Linked DNA regions of Mus musculus: region 2 is linked to region 1. A link is a loop called in an ENCODE intact Hi-C map of the cell type or tissue named here. Cell type or tissue: gastrocnemius. All regions are shown on one strand.

Evidence for each region. A loop is a pair of places that touch in the nucleus more often than their neighbours do. Peaks named below come from ENCODE experiments on the same cell type or tissue, not always from the same donor. Only the 100,000 strongest peaks of a DNase experiment are listed, where the experiment ranks them.
Region 2: it touches region 1 in a loop (3-fold over the local background); 11 of 42 quality-filtered maps call a loop at or near these places.

Annotation. Positions count from the first base shown.
Region 1 is chr13:114,827,034-114,835,033 of GRCm38, forward strand. It overlaps Mocs2 (molybdenum cofactor synthesis 2), which reads left to right. Exons shown (of 6, transcript NM_001113374.1): 6 at 1,256-2,387. The coding sequence ends at 1,324. It overlaps Itga2 (integrin alpha 2), which reads right to left. Exons shown (of 30, transcript NM_008396.3): 30 at 6,048-8,000. Among named protein-coding and RNA genes, the nearest start is that of Mocs2, 13 kb to the left of the region's middle. In gastrocnemius, CTCF peaks have their summits at 4,626 (motif pointing right) and 7,656; no DNase peak of the experiment used is centred here; H3K27ac peaks cover 2,230 bases.
Region 2 is chr13:114,928,109-114,936,108 of GRCm38, forward strand. It overlaps Itga2 (integrin alpha 2), which reads right to left and starts at 3,992. Exons shown (of 30, transcript NM_008396.3): 1 at 3,768-3,992. The coding sequence starts at 3,825. In gastrocnemius, a CTCF peak has its summit at 3,814; DNase peaks (open chromatin) are centred at 3,390, 3,781 and 3,988; H3K4me3 peaks cover 2,192 bases; H3K27ac peaks cover 1,218 bases.

The sequences.
Region 1 (8,000 bases):
GGTAGCAGCATTGGGGGACAGTTCTGCACATGCGAATGTGTACTTATGCATCTGAGTCTAAGAGCCCAAGTGGCCCTCAGCAGTGTGGCTGTTCCAAAGCCAAGAAACTAATGGCAGCTCCAAGGTTGGAAGAAGCTCACACAGGGCCAGGACCATGCTGAAAGCAGTGGCTGCCTCAGTCAGTGGGAAAGATGAGCAAGCAGGACCATGGTCTGTGAAATTTAGTGGGCATCGTATTTTCTGAGTAAAACCTGATCCTCTCTGTGGGCTAAAGACTTTAGGAACTACATTGGAATTACAAGGTAGGGTATGTGTCCATGGAGCTCGTGTTCTGAGAGAATGTGAGGCAAGCCCAGGCAAGGGGAAGGGGTTGAGACTGCTCCAATCAAGGTTCCAGCCAGATGGCAACAATAGCTGTCTTTTCTGCAGAGGAGAGGATAACAGGGAGAACCTCAGAGGAGGCTCTGCCCTGAAGTGAGAGCAGGCAGTGAGTGGGCACACACTCTCACTTTATGCCTGGAGGGCTGGGCCAGTGCGGGTGCTCAGAGGCAGGCAGACAGAGCAGGGAACCCGGACCTTGTCTGGGAACAAACAGGACACTGGTGACCTACCCCATGAGGTGCAGCGCAGACCCGACACACCAAAGATTTCAATAGCTGCTGTGAGGAAACCCAGAAAGAAATTCAGCAGTTTAGCACTTGGGTTTATCCCACTGCAGGAATGAGATCGAGCCAAGAGGTGTTGGCTTTCTACTTCCTGTTCAGAGCTCAGGTCGGATTCTTTGCCTAGCCCACATGTGAAGATCATCTGAGACACAGGAAAAGGGGCTGTAGGCAGGTTAGGGCACTGCACAGAGGTCCTACCAGACTGAAGCACAGGCCTCTCTAATCACTTCCCTGTGCTCATGTAGCTTCATGACTGATGGGAATCCAGTCCACCCTTTCTCTTAGTGATGTTCAAGTCGGTGCGTTTGCGAAGAAGTACAGTTTAAAGCTAAAGGCATTCCGCTTATCCTCTTCTGTAACTGCATCATGTCTTGTGACAGCTTCTGGTCTGTCACCTCCTGATTGGAGTTAGAGGAGCCTGCATAGGGGACATGTATTTATGTCCGTGTTCTCTGTGCCTCATGTCCCTTATGTTGTTAGAAAGAGTGCACATCTACATATAGATGTGCTATTTACTGGGCTCATTTGTTCAGAGTATTTTATTCTCATTAACATGCATTTTGAATACCTGCTCTCGTTCTGGTTTTTAGGAAATATATGAAGAATCAACCTCATCTTGGAAAAGAAACAAAGAGTGCTTCTGGGCAGCTGGTGACTAGTCAAGTGTGGTGCGCTAAGTCTAAAATTTGATAATCTCATAGCTAACACAAACGGAGAATAGCCAAGTGCATGAGTGTGTGGGATGAGGGGCTGCCTAGGACTTAAAGATGGGGAGAAAGGGCTTGACTTAAACCTGTGATAAGATGTCTGCAATAGACTCAGCCTTCTGTGACTAACTCCTAACTAACCAGCTCGCAGTGCGCTGCAGCCTTCCTTTTACCTTCAGCTGTCTCAGGAAGACCTTGCTGTCCCAGAGTGTACTGAGAGCATCACTATCAGGCATGTGTTACCAAAAAACTGGCAGAATCAGAAACTCATTTACATAATGTAAAAGTGAATCTAAATAAATCATGATTTAAACAGTCTAAAAATAGATCCTGTCTCCTTTTTAGTCAATGATAATAACCTAAGGGATTAGTTGTCAATATTCTCATCACTGTACAAATTAGCATAAAATTGTTATAAAACTAACTAGCAACAAGGTGGTTTATGTTAAAATGATGTATGTTTAAAAGTTGGCCCACAATTGCTTGAGGAGATTGTGCAGTTATTTGTTAAAGTAGTTTAGATAGTTTTCATAATGTTTATGTAACAATAGCCTGTGTGAAGTTAAGACTAAACAAATTAAATTTTCTGCAAGATATTTATACTAAGCATCCAGTTTTTGATTGGTGAATTTATCATGGCAGGTTTGAATATACAAATCTCGTACACTTTGTGTTTCCAGCTTTATTGACATATATTTGACAAGTGAAATACACTTAGGTTCTATAATGTGGTGTCGTGATGCTTGTGTTGTGGTGAGATCGTCACAACCCAGACGATTAACATGTCCATCACCTCAGACAGGTTCACTGGGAAGACTGAAGGTACATTCTAAGCTCAGAAAGAACTAAAATACTAGCAGGGCTAGAGAGATGGCTCAGCAGTTAAGAGCACTGGCTGCTCTTCCAGAGGACCCAGGTTCAATTCCCAGCACTCACTTGGCAGATCACACTAGTCTGTAAGTCCAGTTCCAGGGTTGCTGAGGCATTTATATATATATAATAAATATATAATATCAAAATATGTGATAAATTGTGTGAATATATATACACATACACACACACATATTCATTGTCATAGAATTATCCTTGCTCACAATGAGAATAAAAACTACTTTTAAACACTTAGATTGAAAGGATTTTCTCTTGTTTTGAAAGGTTATTCCTGTGATATCCAGGAAAAACACATTTTTACCTAATTAGCGCATATATTCAAGGACTGTTTTCAGACTGCCTATGCTCTGACAACCCTGCCCTCCACCTTTACTGTCATGGGAAGATCATCTGTCCTGAGTGGCTGTGAGTGACAGGACAGTTGTGCAGCTTCAGGAATCTCCTGGTTACTTGTCTGTGTTCTTGGTTCATCCCTAGGGGTTGGGTACATAGGACACTGAGAAGGAAGAAAGAGCCCTATTCCCCTCCCGTAGTGATCGATGGCCATCTGTCTGCCTCAGCCTTCTCTCAGTCTAGAACCTTCCTGATCTTCCTCCGAGCCTTGCTCTTTATGTGGGGGATCAAGGGCTTCGGGGTAGAGTCACTTCCTCTACACCTGAAAACAGATAAAGTTAGTAGACCTGTGTATATTATTAGGACTTCACAGCTGTGGCATTGATATGTTGCTTTTAATGTTCACATAAGGTACTTTTAATTTTTAAGCTACCTCTACTAGAACTGGGAATGGTAGTGCATGCCTTTAGTATTAGCATTAGAGATGATCTCAGAGTGTGAAGCCATCATAGTCTACATAGCTAGTCCCAGAACAACAGGGTTACACAGAGAAACCCTGTCTCAAAACAAAACAAAACAAAACAAAACAAAGACAAACCAATCAACAACAAACAGATTGTCCTATTCAAATGTTCTTTAAAAGGACCTTATTGAAGATCATGTTTTTAAAGAACATAGAGCAGTTAGAAATGGTTTTAAAGAATTGTTCTATCATTAAGTAGGCTTTATACAGTGTGGGACCCAGCCTGTGCTTTTAAGTCTCTGGCACGCAGATGTAGGATGTGACCTGAGACGTGCTGGAAGAACCGGAATAGAACCTCGTTGAAAGTTTGCAGGGCCCAGCACTGGAATCCAACAGATGATCCACTATTCCTTACCGTAGCAGGAGTGGCAGAGCGAACTGGTTCCTGAGAGATGAAGGGGCTGACGTCATCCTGACACGCAGTAGTTGCCAGTTTGCTCTTAAAGCAGGTAGAGGAATAGTTTTAAAAAGGAGCAGCGTCTTTTACAGATTGCTCCCTTTGGACTGTGGCTGTGGTTCTGAGGAGACTTCCCGCAGGAAACACGACCATCGTGAGCTCATGTGTATGCTCATGTGTATGCTCCAGATGCCTTGAGTGGTAGAGAATGGACAGGCTCTTGTCTGCACACGAGACAGTAGCAGATGTCCACTCATTGACGGCATCTAGAGCCTCTAGATTTTTATCCTTTGAGTAAGGTCATGCAAGGTCACAATATGGCTTCAGAATGTTTTGAGAGAAGTGGTTACAGAGCCGTCATTTGGGTCCTGGTTTTGACAGTTTGAGTGTGAATGCCTGGGCTAACAGGATGTCTGGGTGAGGCTTGAATCTCGTTTCTTTACTCCCCCTTCATAGTCCAGGCCTCGTGGATTACAGGCATCACCTAATGGCCACGCTGCCTCTGCCTCTACCACTTCCAGCCTAACACATCTTCCTAGTGAGAGCTTCTCACAGGTACTGGGACCCCAGGTCCCAGAGTTACCTCTGCGATCCAACAGAGTAGCCTTCCTCCCAGCTCCCATTCTGCTCCAGGCTTGCTGCTTTGCTGAGGCTGGTGTGGGCAGGCTACACCTACCTTTCCTAGGTTAGTCTTCCCTCTGAGATGTATGTGCCCTGCTTCTCTTTCTTCTAGTCTCTGAATGTTATCTCTAAAGAGAGCCTTCACAGACTGCCCTGCATGAAAGTGGAATCCCGTCCATCTCCTCTGTCTCATATTTGCTACGGTACCTAATGCTACCTGAAGTACTGCATGCAGTAGCTTATCACCTCCGTTAGCCTCAGCTGCACGAGGTTCACCAAGGTGCCTAACCAGTGCATGAGGTTATAGTATGTTCTCAAATACTTACCGAATGAATACTTGTGCTGTTGGCTTCACATACTGTGTCTCAAATGGAACACACTTGACATGGAAGTGGTACCACATACAGATGTGAACCAGCATCTGATTAAATTTAATTGGGCAAGCAATTCTAGACTACTGTGTGTTGTAATTAGTTGGATCATCCAACAGAGGGCAGTAGATGCAGGGCTATAATTGTGACTGACTTAAATCCTGTATTGACTTGAATCAAAAAGTTTAGTTTATTGTAGCCATTCTATAAGGCTGGAGTGGTCTTTAAGTGAGACCTAATGTCTGATCTTTAATTGCTATCTTATTAAAAAATGAAAAGTTACAATAGCACCCTATTAGGGAGAGACTGTTAAGGAATAATAATAATAATAATAGCACCCTAATAGGGAGAGACTGTTAAGGAAGTGTTTATACTTTTTAATACTAATATAGAATTAATAAATATATAAAATAATAAATAAATATATAATATATAATATGTTATATAATTATTTATATAAAATTATATAATATAATATAGAATTAATTAATTAATTATATAATATAATATAGAATTAATAATAAAAATAGTAATAATAAAATAATAATAAAAATAATAAAAAGTGTTTATAATTTTTAATACTAATATGGAATTAATTTATAATTAATTAATTTAATACTAATATAGAATTAATAAGAGGAGTCACTTACCTTTTACACATGAATAAATATAAAATTATACAGCGACCTGTCTGGGACAGATGATGGCTTTGATAAGGTTTAAATACCAGCATTGAGAAGCAGACCACCCTGACCAACTAACTGTTTGCAATTGACATCTGTTGGGACATTAATGGACATTAATGGAGTGTCACTCAGTTTATCAACCACCCTCCAGGGCAGACCCTGTGGTGGTCAACACAGTGGATTCCATGCTTTTTTGTGCTACTTTTGTTTGTTTTATTTTATTTTATTTTATTTTATTTTTGAGAGAGAGAGATAGAAAAACACAGATAAGTAGGGAGGTGAGGAGAATCTGGGAAGAGTTGAGTAAGGGGAAAGAATATCTTGAAAATACTTTGTATGCAACTTTTTAAATACCAGAAAACTAAAACCAAAACAACCTTTTTCTTCCCTCCAACATTGTATCTTAAACACAGTTTCAGTGTTTGGTTTGGTTTTGTTTGGTTCAGGTAGAAGGCCACATGAAAGAATGCCTGATACCTAATTGGGAGCTATTTTATCATTGAGAGGAGGGGCAACACCCTCAAACTTTTCCTGAATTTTGCAGCAGTCTGCCATGCACACAGTGATGGCAGTCTGTAACTGTGTCCAGCTTTAATCTGCAGTGTGCTCATTTCAGTGTGTTGAAGTTTTGAAGCACTTAAGCCCCTCCCCCACTTAATATTCAAATGTTTTAATTGTGCTTTGCAGGTTGCAGCACATCAGGTGCTTTCATTTTCTGTGAGAACAGAAACTTAGGCAGCTGACAGCTCGAGTTGCCTAGAATTAAACTTTGAATGTGTGCTGAAGCGAAAGCAGTCCCTAAGACGTACTGATATGTGTAGTGTTGCAGTAAGAACCCAAGGAGAGAGCAGCGTACTGTCAAAACACTTTTAATGATACTTAACAACAGGGTATGAAAAGGATGATTTACAGTTAAATAAAACGTTTCTGTCTGGCTCTTGGGCTTTTCTTTATGTCAATTACTACAGTTTGATTGTTTTTAAGAAGTCAGATAAATTCACTAAGTTGATACACAAGGAAATACATCCATCTTATATACTTTTGGTGGAGAGAAAAATGACAAGACACATTTAATTAAAACCAGCAAATATTACATCTTACCAGGAGTACTTATCAGTTGAGAAATAGGACAGTTTCCTCTTTAAAAAATAGACAATTCTAATACAGCTGTGCAATATATACATTTACGTCTCGGCTTCCTTTGCCAAAATCAAGTACAAACAATACAATCTATATATTTACACAATGGCTATGTCTTTATACTTTAAAGTAGTAAATATTGTACTTCCAACTTTCCCCCCATGTTTATCTTTTGCCTCTGGATGTTTTTCCTGCTGATGGCTCCGCCCTTCCTGAAAGTACATGAAGGGTGAGTCCCTTTTGTGTGTAGAGTTGTTCTCTGTGTGCATGGAGATAGATGAGGGAGCTCAGCTGAGAATCCTGCCTTCTGTTCAATGAAATCTTAGTGAGATTTTCACATGTCGGGTTCAGCTATGTATCAGGAATAATCACTGAGGTGACTAGAGTAAATTGGCCTAGTTGTCTTTATTCTTCACAGTTAAAGAGGCAAGTTTCACTGTCGTGTAAAAATAACACTGCTAACTAGAAAGGCATCTGCCCAGTTAGACGGTCATAGCTTGCTGCTACAATGAGTGCTGTGTGACTTTTAAGTGAGTCCCATTTCTTTATTAGACTGTGTCACTGTGTTGCTGTCGTGTGGTGGCCATGCAAGAAGCCACTCAGGTTCTTAAGATCACATTTTGTGATCTACCATTTATGAGATGTATATTTTACCCTGACAACTTTGAGTCCTATAAAGCAAAGCTGTGGTTGAATGGACCACATAATTTCCTCTCAAATACAATCTACCTGACCCCCAATAATTTCTTAGAAACATCTTTGCTTAAAATTCCTTGAAAAATACAGGAGTCATTTAGTAAGACCTGGGGATATTTGTTATTGTCAAAATCATGGGAGAAGGAGTCAGTAGAGGCCAGGGATGGCTGCTTAAAACCTTGCAAGGTGTGAGGTAGCCCTTTCTCTCCTAAAACTGTCTGCTTCAAAATGGCAATACTACAATACTGCTAAGCTCAAAGCGCTGAGGGTGGGTTGAGAAATGGCTGACAGGACTGTGTCTGAGTCTTAGTTGTAACCAGGCTAACACACACACACACACACACACACACATACACACGAGTGTGCAATAAATTAACATGCTGTGTGAAATATTCTCTAGCAACCTAATGACTGGTTTCTGCACCCTTTAAAATTTTGGTTAGAATGACACAGCCGTTAAAAGAATCTGGATCACGTAACTAAAAGAGTACCAAGCTGTTTTTGCTGTACCTCTCTGACATTTACAGCTAATATTTTTTTTCCTTGTTTATTTGGCTTTATCAAGGCTGGAGTGAGCCATTAAGTGGTCCAAGTAGCTCTGGACTGCCACCCAGGGGCTTGGCACGAAGGCAGTCAGAGCCATCCATCCACACGTGGACAAGTTGTTTTTTTCTCTGACATCTCTAGGTCTTATTTTTGGAGGATGTAGAAATTCTTAAGGGTGGCTTTTAAGATTGAGTCACTGGCTAGCCCTAACCCTGACTTCCTCTTTCATAAGGAGAACAATGAAGTTCCTAGAGACCAGGCCAAAGCTTTTTGCATAAAGTGTGTGACAAAGTGAGTTTTACAGCTGTCCCTGAACCCCCCTGTTCCCACTCTCTTCTAGAGAATGTCTAGTCTGGGAAATGAGGGGCAAACGGTAGGAAAGGACCACTCCTCCCTGGAGTGAGTCTGTTTACATCACAAGGCC
Region 2 (8,000 bases), 100 kb after region 1:
GTTTGAAGTAAGAGTGTGGATTGATAACGCAGATTACTGCTTTAGGAAGGTAGCAATAACAGGGTCCCTTCAGCAAAATCTTTCTGGCATATGCAATAATGTCTGGGTTTGGTGGCTGATTATGGGACAGATCCCTGGGTGGTGTAGTCTCTGGATACTCCATCCTTTCGTCTTAGCTCCAAACTTTGTCTCTGTAACTCCTTTCATGGGTATTTTGTTCCCTATTCTAAGGAGGAATGAAGTATCCACCCATTGCTCTTCCTTCTTCTTGATTTTCTTGTGTTTTGAAAATTGTATCTTGGGTGTTCTATGTTTCTGGGCTAATATCCACTTATTAGTGAGGGCATATCTAATGACTTCTTTTGTGATTGGGTTACCTCACTCAGGATGATGCCCTCCAGATACATCCACTTGCCCAAGAATTTCATAAATTCATTGTTTTTAATAGCTGACTAGTACTCCATTGTGTAAATGTACCACATTTTCTGTATCCATTCTTCTGTTGAGGGACATATGGGTTCTTTCCAGCTTCTGGCTATTATAAATAAGGCTGCTACGAACAAGTGGATGCTAACTGTCATCTATAGGATGGAACACAGAGCCCCCAATGGAGAAGCTAGAGAAAGCACCCAAGGAGCTGAAGGGGTCTGCAACCCTATAGGTGGAACAACAATATGAACTAACCAGAACCTCCAGAGCTCGTGTCTCTAGCTGCATATGTAGCAGAAGATGGCCTAGTCGGCCATTGCTGGGAAGAGAGGTCCCTTGGTATTGCAAACTTTATATGCCCCAGTACAGGGGAATGCCAGGGCCAAAAAGTGGGAGTGAGTGTGTATGGGAGCAGGGCAGAGGGAGGGTATAGGGAAATTTCGGGATAGCATTTGAAATGTATATAAAGAAAATATCTAATAAATAAATAAATAAATAAATAAATAAATAATAAAAAGAAAGGTAGCAATAAGAACAATCAACTAGAAAGACAAGAAACAAAATGGGAAGGCCAGGTTCAAAGTTACAGGTGTTCTGATAGGAGAGAATGAGGGATTGACCTGGGTGGTGGCAGACGTTGCATAGATGGGTAGGAAAAACTGGCAGAACCGTAAGTGTGAGGGTGAGACTGAAAACTTGGACAGAACTTTGCCAACACTATTTATTAATTAATAGGTAGACAAGGAGCCTCTGAGATGGAGAGATGGCAAAGAGGAGAGAGAAAGAGAACACAAACCAGGGGAGTGGGGTTTTATAAAGGAAAGCAAAAGTCAAAAGGAAGACATTTACCACGAGCGGAATCTACTGATTAGTTTACAGATGAAGGAGGCTATTACGAGGAAGAGGGTCGACCTCTCAGAGGGCAGTTAAGAAGCTCTGATTGAGAATCCTCATGGAGAATTCCTTGGCCCATGAGCCAGCTGGAGAGTGTGTGACTCCATCCATGTTAAGGGTACAGTTGGTTTCTTCTCTGTATGTGCACTTAACTTACATATTTCCTAGGTGTCACATGATCTCTGTTCTCCACCCTTGGCCTGCCCGTGAACAATGAAAAGGGATATGTATGGAACAAAACTGAGTGCTTGTTCCTCTTATCCACTCGTGAGGGGATTATGGGAAAAAGAGATTTGAATCTAAGTGCTAAAATAAGATCCAAAATGAGTTTGCGTCTAGTGTTGTCTGCCCGTGTGCTGTGGAGAATGTAAGGTGTAGAGACACACATTTATGCTTGCCTTTACATTTTAACTTCTGTATATATTTGCATCACAATTGTGCATGTCTGTGATCTATAAATAATAATAAGTGTGTCTGTTTAGTGCTATGTTCAAAATGTTCATATAGGGAGGATAAAATGAAAGTTTAAAGTACCAGGGACCTAGAACTTTCAGCTGCATCTCAACCTTAGATACCCAAAATATCCAAAATTATGTTGCCCACTTATGAATCTCCACTGCTCTCTTAAATGGCAAAACTTGATTGTATGATTTTATTTAATTAGATGATTAAAATAAAGAGAAAATGTGGTCCTTAGATATACAAACAACTGAACCAGAAAGAGAGAAATAAACACGTGGAGTCATTTTATACAGGTGTCATATAAATCCTGTCTGCTTTCTGACATTGAATCATCCCAATTAACTAACTGCAGAAGAAAACTGGGTACCTGACTTCATGCCTTTCGGCAACACATTCCACCCAGGTCCTTCTCAAGGGCTCCTCCCAGAACAAGCCTCAACATTTCAAAGATCAGAAAATGGTGCTGTGCTTCGATGGCTCCTTTTAATAATACCGACAATTAAAAAGAGATGAAAAGCCAGGGTTTGGGTTTCTAGTTCCTCTTAGGAGAGAGAGAGTTCCAGAGTCTGAAGGTCAGAATCCAATCCAACTGTCTTAAACCCCTAGATTAGACCCGATGGCCCCTCAGATCAACTGTGTTTCTCTAGGGCAGAACATGTGTGAGGCATGGGGGCACAGGTTAGCGTCCCAACAATTAGCAGTGCTCTGTGTCTGCGACAGAATCGGGATAGGGACATATTTCTCTCTTCTCCAACAGACAAAAAATTCCACAAGGCGAACCTGGACTAGTTTTCCTCAACCTTAAAGAAAGATGAACCTCAGAGAAGCACAGATTAAGGAATGCTTTCTGCTGGGGCGTGGTGGCGCACACCTTTAATCCCAGCACTTGGGGGGCAAAGGCAGGCGGATTTCTGAGTTCGAGGCCAGCCTGGTCTACAAAGTGAGTTCCAGGACAACCAGGGCTAGACAGAGAAACCCTGTCTAGAAAAAAAAAAAAAAAAAAAAGGAATACTTTCCTTCTTTGTAAAAATTAAGTGACATCCAGTGACCACTTTGCTATTTTGTTAGCTGTTTAATGCAATCCCCCCCACACACACACCGTCCCCTCCCATCTCCCCTCAACTACCTTAAAATCCTTCATCTTGGGCATGACCAGGCTGTGGATAAAGGTGGAGAGAAAGTTCTCCTGAGCCTCTCAGCAGCCTGCCTTCCCCACTCTCCTTCCTTACTTAATGCAAAGGAAGTCAGGTCAGGCAGCCTGGCACCAGTCTCAGCTAATCCCCTTGCCTTGTGGATCAAGAGAGTGGAGAGAACCAGCCTAAATTTACTTTCTTTGAAGGACATTACAACAATAAAAGGAAGGCAGGAGGGAAGGAAGAGTGCCCCCTCTGCCTAGTTGATTGGCTTTTCTTCCTCCTATGGAAAGAAACACCAGTGCTCCTTCCTGAAATAAGAATAGGGGGCATTGTGCGCGCGGGGTGAAAAATACACATCAAAGTTTCCTGCAAAGCCACCCTTTGAGAGCTGCATGCTGCAGCCCAGAGCTGGATCCCCGGTTCCTGGTTCAGAGCTAGTTCAGCACCTGCTGGGGATCCGCGGGAAGCTGGGAGGCTGGATGCGTGGTCTGCTGGCCACCCACAAACGCTCCAAATCTGTGGGTGTGAGAACATCTCTAAACCCAAACCTCTTAGAAAGATGACTTTGAAGGATGCTTGATCGGGTGAAACACGTCTTAATGAGGATGTGGGGTGTGTGTGTGTGTGTGTGTGTGTGTGTGTGTGTGTGTGTGTGTCTGTGTGTCTGTGTCTGTCTGTCTGTCCTGTTTGTTCAAGTGGCTCCACGAAGCCTGGATCCCGAGTCCACATAGATGCAGAGCAGACATCGCCAGCTCCAGAGCAGCACTCGATCCCTCCCTGGTCTTCTAGGACCAAAGCGGGTCTCTCCAGCCTCGGACGCGGACGCGCAGTGGAGTTCAGACTTACCTTGAACTAGCATTAGCAGCCGCAGCAGGAGCGCGCCCCCTGCCTGTCCCGGTCCCATCTTGGGTCTGCGCTGGGGAATCTAAAGTGCTCTGGGGGTGCACACAGTATCCTCGATCCAGGGCTCCCAGAGGCTAGACTTTCCAGAAACTGTACGGAGGAGTTCTCTCCAGCCTGAATGAGAGCAAGGAAAAGTTGCTTGCAGCTTCTGAGCTAGGAACCGCCCCTGCCTGCCCCTCCAGCCTGGGCAAACTCCGGATCTGTCCTGCCACGCCCCACGGAGCCCAGCCCCTCAGCGTCTGTGGCTCCTCCAGCGCTCTGAAAAAGGAGTCAAGATCCATGGACGCCCACGGAGCCCTCGGCATCTTACAGACAGTGCGGACGCGACTCCAGCCCGGTGGCTTTTTCCTACCTGTACCAAACTGTTCTAGCTCACCAGACCCAAGAGCTCAGGATCCACCCACAACCAACATCTCTTCGTCCTCTGTCCACAGGAAACTAACTCCTAGGCAGTTCCCTCCACCCCCCAACGCAGTTGTATCAAGCCATAGCCCTCAATAACTCAGAAGAAGAGCCAGGGGACCTGAACAGTGTGTGCCCTTCTCTGCTTTTCCTGAGTGGGTGGAGAAAGGGACAGAAATAAGCTCGGAATGACCAGGTTCGACACTAAGTCATCAGAAAGAGCTGCTCTCAAGCTATGATTATCCCTGAGGTACTATTTTTGCACCACAGAGGGGTGTGAGGGAGAGAGAGGGGGGTGGGGATTGTTCATTTCTGAGACGATGAGGAGTTGGATCACTGAGTTTACCTGATTTATTTCAGGACAGGTGAGAAGAGTTGACAGGGGCTCAAATGCAGTGGGTCTCAACCTTTCTAGTGCCGCGACCCTTCAACACAGTTCTTTATGTTGTGGTGACCTCAACATTATTATCGTTTAAAATTATTATCGTTGCTACTTCTCTGATTCTGAATTGTTATGTAACATCTGTGTTTCCCAATATCTTAGGGTACACCGATGGAAGGGGGGTCGCAACCCACGGGTTGAGAATCTCTCCTCCTGAGCTCGTGCCTTGCCATTTCCCAAACTTTCCGATTCTGGAAAGACAGCATTCATCTGGGTCTTTCACTTTTGAATCCAAGAAATAGAACATGCACTTTTAATCGTCTTTAAACCCAATATCCGTAGAAGCTCAGCCGCAGGTTCCTGCCCATTGATGAGGCTAGAATTATTCCAGTGCCTACTTTCTGAAGCACTCAAAAGGTTTTGTAAAATAAAGAATTGCTTGTCTAATGGCTATTGCTCATTCAAAATCTCTTGGGAGCAGGCCTCTGAGCAAGAAGGGACTCCCCAGGTCCATAGAGCAAGCGAGCAACTTCCAGGTGGGACAGACGTAGCCACTTGGGAAAAGCCAAACGCTTTAAACCTATTTATAAAACGGTAGGTAGAACTGGAACCTCTACTTCTTTGTGTGTGTGCATATGTGTGCAGGTTTATGTGTGCTGATGTGTGTGTTTGTGTAGACACACATGTATGCCCGCCAGGGGACAAACCTAAGTGTTATTCCCTACAACCATCCACCTTTTGTGTTGCGATAGTCTATCACCGGATTGGATCTTGCCAAATAGGCTAGACTGGATGACCAGCTAGACTCATGACGGTACCAAGTTGGAGCTCACCGGCCGCTAGAACTTATGATTAATGTCCTATATTCAGCACCCTCGAACCTCATAGCCCCCAGGCTGCCTCACTCACCCACTATTTCTTTACTTATACACCCTAAAAGACACTTCTGACCTTCGGTGCTCTGAGTGCTTAGTAAGACCAGAGAGCTCTGAGGTGACTGCTCACTAACCCTGACACACAGCCGGGCAGCTCAGACTCCTGGTAGGAAGCCTGCCAGGTTTCAAGGAGATGACTATCTGCCTGTTCCCTTCTGACTCACTGAAATGTGAGTTCTGTTTGCAGCAGACTCTTGTTTGGGAAGCAGGGTGGCTCTTCGTAATGTGTTTTGACTGAGTTGGTGAGAAGGAAGCATATCTTTTGGGGGCGTGTTGCTCTTAGAACAGGATAAATGAGCACCATACTGCTATTGGACACAGGTCAGATAAGGGGCTGTAGAGTTTCTTTCAGAGCAGGCAAAAATGTTAGGAAACAAAGAGCAAATTTGTGGGTTACAATATTTAACTAGCATGAAGGAGCTGAAAGAAAATAATTTTGGCAGTCTTACCTAACACATACCTTGCCTGGGTTAGTTAGTTTGGAAACCACATCCCCGTCAGGAAATAGGCAAGGGCTGGGCTTTCCCACTGTAGCCTCAGGTCCTTTTTATGCCATTCAAACTATTAAAGAACTTTTAAAAATTACATTTACCATATAAAATATTAAAACAGAGAATTTTCAGATATTTGTGTATTAATTTTTAATACCAGAAACTATTACATATTTGCAGAAATGTCATATATTTAAGAAAATATTTTTTCATTGTAAATCAAAAGAATGGCATTGCTCTATATTTTTGTTAATTATTCTAATATCTGTCTTTTTAAAAAGACATGTTAATTCTCATATCTGGCTCAGCATGTGACCCTGTTGTTGCATGTCCTTTGAGTTAAATCATAAGGCTTAATGTATTGTAACACAGAACTATATAGTCTCTAAACCTGTGATGATTTTACATAATCCTCTAAAATTGTATAAAAATTTAATAAGCAGTATTTTCCCCCCAATGGTCCTTAGTTCTTGACTTCTTGCTAACTCATACACTATCACTTGGTTCCTGGTTTGTTGGAGCAGTTAAACAGAGAATGCTTGCCACAGTAACGTCTGTCAATGTGGACGGCCATAAAAACCCCAGCTCCACACTCATCAAAGGATGCTCTTGATAAAGGTGATCATGTTTGCCATTTTCGTCCATTCTCCAGCATTTCAGTTTACCCCTCTTTGTCTGCTGCTTATTCTTCCTAGGACTGGTGTAAGACTCAGGAAATCTCAGCACAGAATGCAGGGTGAGTTCCTTTTGAGTGCAGTCTGATGTACACCCATCTCCCAGCTGGTTACCAGCAAAGACCAGCCTTTGCTCATCAGGGGGGATCCCTTCCATATCCTGGATCTTGCCCTTTCCATATTGTGTAGTGTCAGAGACTTCAGTCTTGAGACCAACGATCTTCCCAGTAAAAGGTTTTGTGTGAAATCTTCATCTTGGCAGGGAGGTTCCATTGCGGATGGAGGATTAGAAAAAGGAAACTCAGTTTCTTTAAAACTAGTTAAGAAATCTGAACACACATCAAGGCCTCTTCATATTCTGCAGCATTGAAGTTCACTGGTCCCTTGCTTCCCTCCACGCTGATTACCATCACTCAATATTTGTCTTATGATGTCAGTGGCAAAGGCGACTGACCGCTCAGTATTATTGTGAACGTAATTTTGCCGTCACTGAGCACTTGGACGGGTCTTTGGATCTGAAACTGATGGTGGATGGAAGAGGCTTTCCTAGGTCTTCTCTTCTCTCAAAGCTGGACCAGAATTTGTTGGATGAGGGAGAGAGGAGCCAGAAGCAGTTCCCCATGTTCCTTTCTGACATCCTTTCTCTTCTAAGTCACCTTGCTTATTTCATACAATACAACCACCATTCTAGAAACCTCTCTCCTTCTCTTCCTCAGGGCTACCACTAGGACACCTTATTACCAAACCAGCTCTGTACACCCTGTGCCATGAGCCCTGTTGCTTGTAAGATTTCTTATCAGATGACAGTTTGAATCAATATGGCCCCCACAGGCTCATATATCTGAGTGCTTAGTCACCAGGGAGTGGAAACTGTCTGAGGTTAGAAGGATTAGGAGGTGTTGCCTTGTTGGTGTGGGAAGTGTGTCATTGGGGTAGGCTTTCAGGTTTCAAAAGTCAAGTGTTTCTCTCTGTGTGTCTGCTGCCTCTTCAGGATGTAGCTCTTGACTACTGCTCCAACACAATGTCTTCCTGTCTACCTGCCATCCTGCTCCAGACCACGACAGTAATGGACTAAACCGCTGAACTATAAACAAGCTCCCAATTAAATGTTTTATTTTCTAAGTTGCTGTGGTCATAGTATCTCTTCACCCCAACAGGACAATACCTAAGACAACAGTCTTCTCATAATTTCTGTACTTCCTCCATTTTTGTCTTCTCTCTGCACTTTATACTTGCCATTACAATTGTCTTTCAGAGATGTGAGCTTGCTTGTTATAAAACTTTGGATATGA